Linked DNA regions of Mus musculus: region 1 is linked to region 2. A link is a loop called in an ENCODE intact Hi-C map of the cell type or tissue named here. Cell type or tissue: heart. All regions are shown on one strand. Each heading gives the region's core, and the rest is flanking DNA. Links, peaks and the distances in the headings are about the cores only.

The links. Peaks named below come from ENCODE experiments on the same cell type or tissue, not always from the same donor. Only the 100,000 strongest peaks of a DNase experiment are listed, where the experiment ranks them.
Region 1: a loop joins it to region 2, with 14 times the contacts of the local background. A loop is called at or near these places in 19 of 42 quality-filtered maps.

The regions. Positions count from the first base shown.
Region 1 is chr12:27,597,860-27,600,772 of GRCm38, reverse strand. It overlaps Gm4166 (a long non-coding RNA gene), which reads right to left and starts at 2,574. Exons shown (of 4, transcript XR_381387.2): 1 at 2,459-2,574. In heart, for the core only: a CTCF peak has its summit at 1,417 (motif pointing left); no DNase peak of the experiment used is centred there.
Region 2 is chr12:28,430,956-28,433,868 of GRCm38, reverse strand. No RefSeq gene overlaps it. Among named protein-coding and RNA genes, the nearest start is that of Gm25564, 82 kb to the right of the region's middle. In heart, for the core only: a CTCF peak has its summit at 1,219 (motif pointing right); no DNase peak of the experiment used is centred there; H3K4me3 peaks cover 676 bases; H3K27ac peaks cover 572 bases.

The sequences.
Region 1 (2,913 bases), core at 264-2,763, 830 kb after region 2:
TGTACGGAATGAGTATCCAAATGTTTTAGGGCAATTTCTTCCTTTCAGAAAACTAGCTTGAATGGGTGGAACAACAATATGAACTAACCAGTACCTCCCGGAGCTCGTGTCTCTAGCTGCATATGTATCAGAAGATGGCCTAGTCGGCCATCAGTGGAAAGAGAGGCCCATTGGTCTTGCAAACTTTATGTGCCTCAGTACAGGGGAATGCCAGGGCCAAGAAGTGGGAGTGGGTGGGTAGGGGAGTGGGAGGGAGGGTATGGGGGACTTTTGGGATAGCATTGGAAATGTAAATGAAGAAAATACCTAATTAAAATTTTTAAAAAACTAGCTTGAGTAAAATTGACCTAAAATAATTGATCTCTCTCTCTCTCTCTCTCTCTCTCTCTCTCTCTCTCTCTCTCTCTCTCTCTCTCTCTCTCTCTCTCTCTCTCTCTCTCCAAAACAGGCCTAGATCTGAAACAAGGAAAGAGTGTCTCAGGAAGGCATACCAAACCACATTATTTGAACCAACATTAGAAAGTAAGAAAAGAAAGCTATTTTAAAAATTCATAGTGTTTACATACATGGTTTTAAAATGGATGCATTGGCTTCTTGTAAGTTCAAGATTGAAATTCAAAAATAAATGTCCACATAAGCAAGTTTTCAAATGGGACTTTTGTGTTATGTCCTGATCAAACAAAGTTTGTCTGCCTTCAAGTTCACTTAAGTTAATAACGTACTGTGTAAATAACTCGGTTGGAGAGAGAAGAGCAAATTTGAAATCTTTAGGAGAAAAAGCAGCATTTGAAAACCACAAGCACGCTGTTCTTTCTTTTCTTTTTCCCTAATTGTCATTGGAAGTTTGTTTGGCTGTTTAAGGTGTTCCCCGAGGAGAATCTGTCACTGTAATCAGATACTGAAATAAGACACTCTATCACATAGGGGTACAGTTAGTGTGTGATAATTCAAAAGAAAACGATAAATAAATTGATAAATAAATTTTGTCCTTTACTGTGATGAAATATAAGCAAGACTCAGCAAGCCGGAGGCTTCGCTTTCTGGCTGCCAACGGGTGATTTTGATAGGCTATTCTGGGGAAAGGGAATTCAAGAGGAAAATAACTGCAATATTGACAATTTATTTTTGACTAGAGTTTTCTCTGTTTTCTAAACTTTTTGTAAGTGAATCGATCCTTACACAGATGTACTAGAATGCTTGGTTTGCCTGTACTATTGTTACTATGGTAAAAAAAAAAATATATGTTTAAAAGCACCCACATTTGAATCAAAACAGATCAAAACTTTTTATAAATTCTTTTCTCTTGGTGCAACCAAACAATTAACGTTTCAGAAAGATGCTTTGAAGGTCCTGGCTGTGGTCCCTGTCTGTCCAGTGATTGGAAGAAACCCTGGCTTTTAGTGGGGGTGAGCACCCCCTGGTGGATGGAGGAAGCAGCTGGATGGTCCAGCGAAGATGACAAGACAGGGGAGGATGGTTTTGCTCACTCATTCACCACACACGCCACGCGCTGAGGAGATGTCTTTAAGGAGGCTCCACTGTTATACTTAAAATTTGAAGCTGCGGGTTGAATGGCAGCGCGTGGCATCTATCTTGATGTGAAGTCTTGGGTTCCCAGCATGAAATACAGACTTCTCACTGGAGTTCGGAGATCTGTCAGTATGAAAACCTGGCTGAGTATATGGACCTCTGATGAACCCTTAGAGGGAAGGCAGAGAGTTGTCCTGACTTCCTCAGAGTATTTCGTGGGGTCCCCAAGTCAGAGACTATGATACTCACAGACAGGGACTTGGAGAATGCAGTCCTCCATGCATATGCTCTGCTAGGGTGCACATTTAATACACTCTGTAGCACTGATTTTACTCACACACGGCCAGGATATTTAGACCGTACCTTACCTCGTCCGCACTATTATACAGGTGGGAACTGAAGTTTGCACAGAACACAGTATCCCTGGGGACCACACTGAACCGGGACAGAGAGAGCCTGCAGAGCTCACTCAACTGCATAACCAGTGGGTCTCTGTCAGATCTGTCTAGCCCATGCAAAAGAACTCACAACTTTCTTTGAGAATCTTGTACTTTAAAATGCTATAGGATCTTTGTTTCCAGTGATAGCCATTGTGAAAAAGTCAGTGCACATCACAAGGGACTCTCTCCCTTTATGTTTTTTTCTAAGGTCTCAAGGATGAACCTACAGCAGGCTTCGGGACCTTTAGGCAGTTGCTCTGCCACCAAGATGTGTACTTAGGAGTAGTCCTCGGTCCTTACCTTTTACTATGGAGTCCCACTAAACCATCAGTTCTGGCCTTGAATTCCATTTGTAGTCCAGAAACACTTTGAACACAAGATCCTCCTGTCTCAGCCTCCTCACTACCTGGGATTAGAAGCACCTTTTTAAGCCTGGCAATGTGGCAGGCATTCCCCTCTCCATTTGTTAATCAGGTAGTGAAACTTACCAGCTCAAGGCTCTGCTCAGAATCCAGAGTTTGCTTTGAAATCAGAAGTGTCTGAATGTAGTTTCCACACAACCCACAGCACCTGCCTGGGACAGAGTCACAGCCGGCTTCACTGTGACAAGAAAGAGCTTGCTTGCTCTTAGGCAAAGGGGGCAGTCCTTGCAATTGGTGCCATTTGAGACAGGATTAAAAGGGAGAGCCAGAAGCCTCCAGGAGGAATGTTTCTCCTCTAAAGCAACAATCTGCCTCACTCTAAGGGAGCCCCGGGCTAGGATTTGGGAAAGGGCAAGGGCCCCATCTGCCATTTAGCATGAAATGTGCTTGTAGATGATGCTGTCTCGGTGAAGCTCTGGACAAGTTTGATTTTACTCCGAGAGGAAAAGTAAAGCGTTGAACCCAGAGTACCGACTGTTCAGGAGAGGCAGCCCGTTTGCTTTTAGAATATGTTCATCATC
Region 2 (2,913 bases), core at 264-2,763:
CACGAGAACAAATGATCCTTTTTTAAAAATTGGATATTTTCTTTATTTACATTTCAAATGTTATCCCCTTTCCTGGTTTCTCTCCTTCTTGGAAACCTTCTATCACATCCTCCCTCTCCCTGCTTCTATGAGGGTGTTACTCCATCCACCCACCCACCCACCCATTCCGAGCTCCTCACCCTTGATTGTCCTACACGGGACATCTATCGAGCCTTCATAGGACCAAGACCTCTCCTCCCATTGATGCATGACAAGGCCATCCTCTGCTACATATGCAGCTGGAGCCATGTGTACTCCTTTGTTGATGGCTTAGTCCCTGGGAGTTCTGGGGGGTCTGGTGGTTGATATGATCTTAAAGATTGACTTCTGACCATATGATACCTTGTAGGTGTAGATGGGGGAATTTACATCCAGATCATCAAGGGGAACTGTACCGTCCTAACTGCGGAGAGTGGGCTGGGGGAGGGAGGCAAAAACCCATCACTTACAAGAGATGAGAAATCCAAACCTGGAGGCTGGTCTGAGAGGTCAGTTACTCCAAGTGAAAAAGAGTAAAGTCAATGTCTCATTCAGCCCTCATGCCGAGCTGGAAGAAAAGATAAGCTAGGTAGGTCTCCCGTCCTCCGTAAGGCCATTGACTTGGCTGAGGACTTGAGGTCATCACCCAAGAGGAACAGTGAGTCTATCCATCCCTCTATTTGGACTTCTGTCCCAAAGTCTATCTATAAAGGAACTAGGGAAGCATATTTATTCTTCACGACGGTGGGAGGCTACATGGCACAAACAGAAATTGGGAAAACCCATTTCTGGGTACTGTGGAAACTGCTGTTTGCAGCCGCCTCATCTGAATCACCATGCACCAACCCTTCAGGGTGACTGGGAGCAGTTGTCTCTGGGACATGGCCAGGCAAATGGGTCCTAGAGCAGCTCTGAGTTCTGCTTCTTTTATTCACACAGCTGGTTCGCTCCTTGGAGCCTTTAGAGTGCCGTGTGTGTGTGTGTGTGTGTGTGTGTGTGTGTGTGTGTGTGTGTGTGTGTGTGTGTGAATTCCTATAGGTTTGAAGGGTGGTATCAATGATCTGGCCTGACATCTGACAAGTATTCTCAGCCTGACATCTGACAAGTATTCTCAGCACTTATCAGTTGACTGACAAAATGTCACCAAGCGTTTTTTTTTCTTTCCTGTTTTTATCGGGCAATGCACAAGTTGACCACTGGATGGCAATGTTTCCCCACGAACGCATCTTCTCCCCGCCCCCTTCCTAGTGAGGACAAAAGCGGCTGGAAAGTGGTCCAGGTGCTGCCATTCTGAGGAGCTTTCTCCTAAGTAGCCCATTTCCTCCTGGGAAGGGGAAAACCCAGAAGTCTCACAATTCAGAATATTTTTCTCCTTTCTGCAATCTACATGCAGAGCTTTTGTGTTTTCTTTCTTTTTTATTATTTCCTTTTTTTTTTTTTATCTCGCCTAGAGAAATTTTCATTCACTGTCACCAACAGATTTATTTTCACTCTGCCTTAGAAACTGAACATTCTGTTGGACGCTGGTCCACAGGAGAGCGCGGTTTCAGACACCTCTGTAATAGGAAGCGACGGTAGGCACTGGGGAGGATCCCTACCTGTGGTCGGTGCTGTGGGAGGCTCCTGGAAGCGGCAGTGAAAACCCTGATAGTAAATGCCGCCCAAACTGCTGGTTACTTCTGGGGTTTCCAGATGCCATGTGGACACCCAGACAGTTTCCCCATCCTTCTTGGAGAGTTGCTGGGGAATTCTAAGTCACAATCGAAATTCCTTAATGCCTCAGAGCTTTCAACTGAAGTCTGAGCTGATCAAATGGCCCAGGATACGCGTTTTCCCCTCGGCTCTTCCCTTTGTGCTTTGGGCACCTTAAGGTAGCATGAAGGGTCTTAAAGATGGGTTGGGCTGAGCCTTGCTCTGACTGCCTAGGCTTGTGCTTGTTCTTTGTGGCTTTCATGCAGTGCCTTGGGACCTAGAAAGGGACAATCTAAAGGCTGGAAGGAGCTTGAGAGTTTAGCCACTTCAGCTCTATTCTGTGTGTTTGTGTGTGTGTTGCATGCATGTGGATGTGCGAATGTGTGTGCAGGCACATATGGATGCCAGACCAGTTGGCTGTTTTCCTCTCTCACCTTTTCCTTTTCTTCCCTCCCTCCCTCCCTCCCTCCCTCCCTCCCTCCCTCCCTCCCTCCCTCCCTCCCTCCCTCCCTCCCTCTTTCTCTCTCTCTCTCTCTCTCTCTCTTTCTTTCTTTCTTTCTTTCTTTCTTTCTTTCTTTCTTTCTTTCTTTCTTTCTTTCTTTCTTTCTTTCTTTCTTTCTTTCTTTCTTTCTGACAGGGTCTCTCTGTATAGCTATCACCTTTTATTAAGGCAGGGCCTCCCACTGAATCAGAAGCTCAGGCTGTCTTGACAGCTCTTCTTTTGGATCCTTGGGATCCTACAATGCTGGCTTTACTGGTGCACTTAGCAAAGCCTAGTGTTTTCTTGGGTGTTGGGATTTCTACTCAGGTCTTCGTGCTTGCAGACCAAGTGTTCCTGCCTACTCAAGCCATCTCCCAAAGGCCCAGGTCCTTTGAGTTTTACATTTTAACTTTATTCTTTGGCAATTTAACACACTAAACAATGTTGTGCAACAATATATACCCCCATTCCCCTCTCCAATCATTCTAGATACCATCTCCCACATGTCCTTACAAACTTCATCTCCTCCCAGCTCTGCCTTCTCCTCCTTCCTCCCCTCTTTTCACCCACTGAGTACAATTCTTGTCACATGCTTAAGACAAGTTACATGTCACATACTGCTTACATTCTTAAGGCTATGGGGTACCTTCCACTGGACTGTAGACTTCCTACAATGGCCGCACTGATGAAGAAAATGATTCTTCTTCCCACAGTGGCCTTCA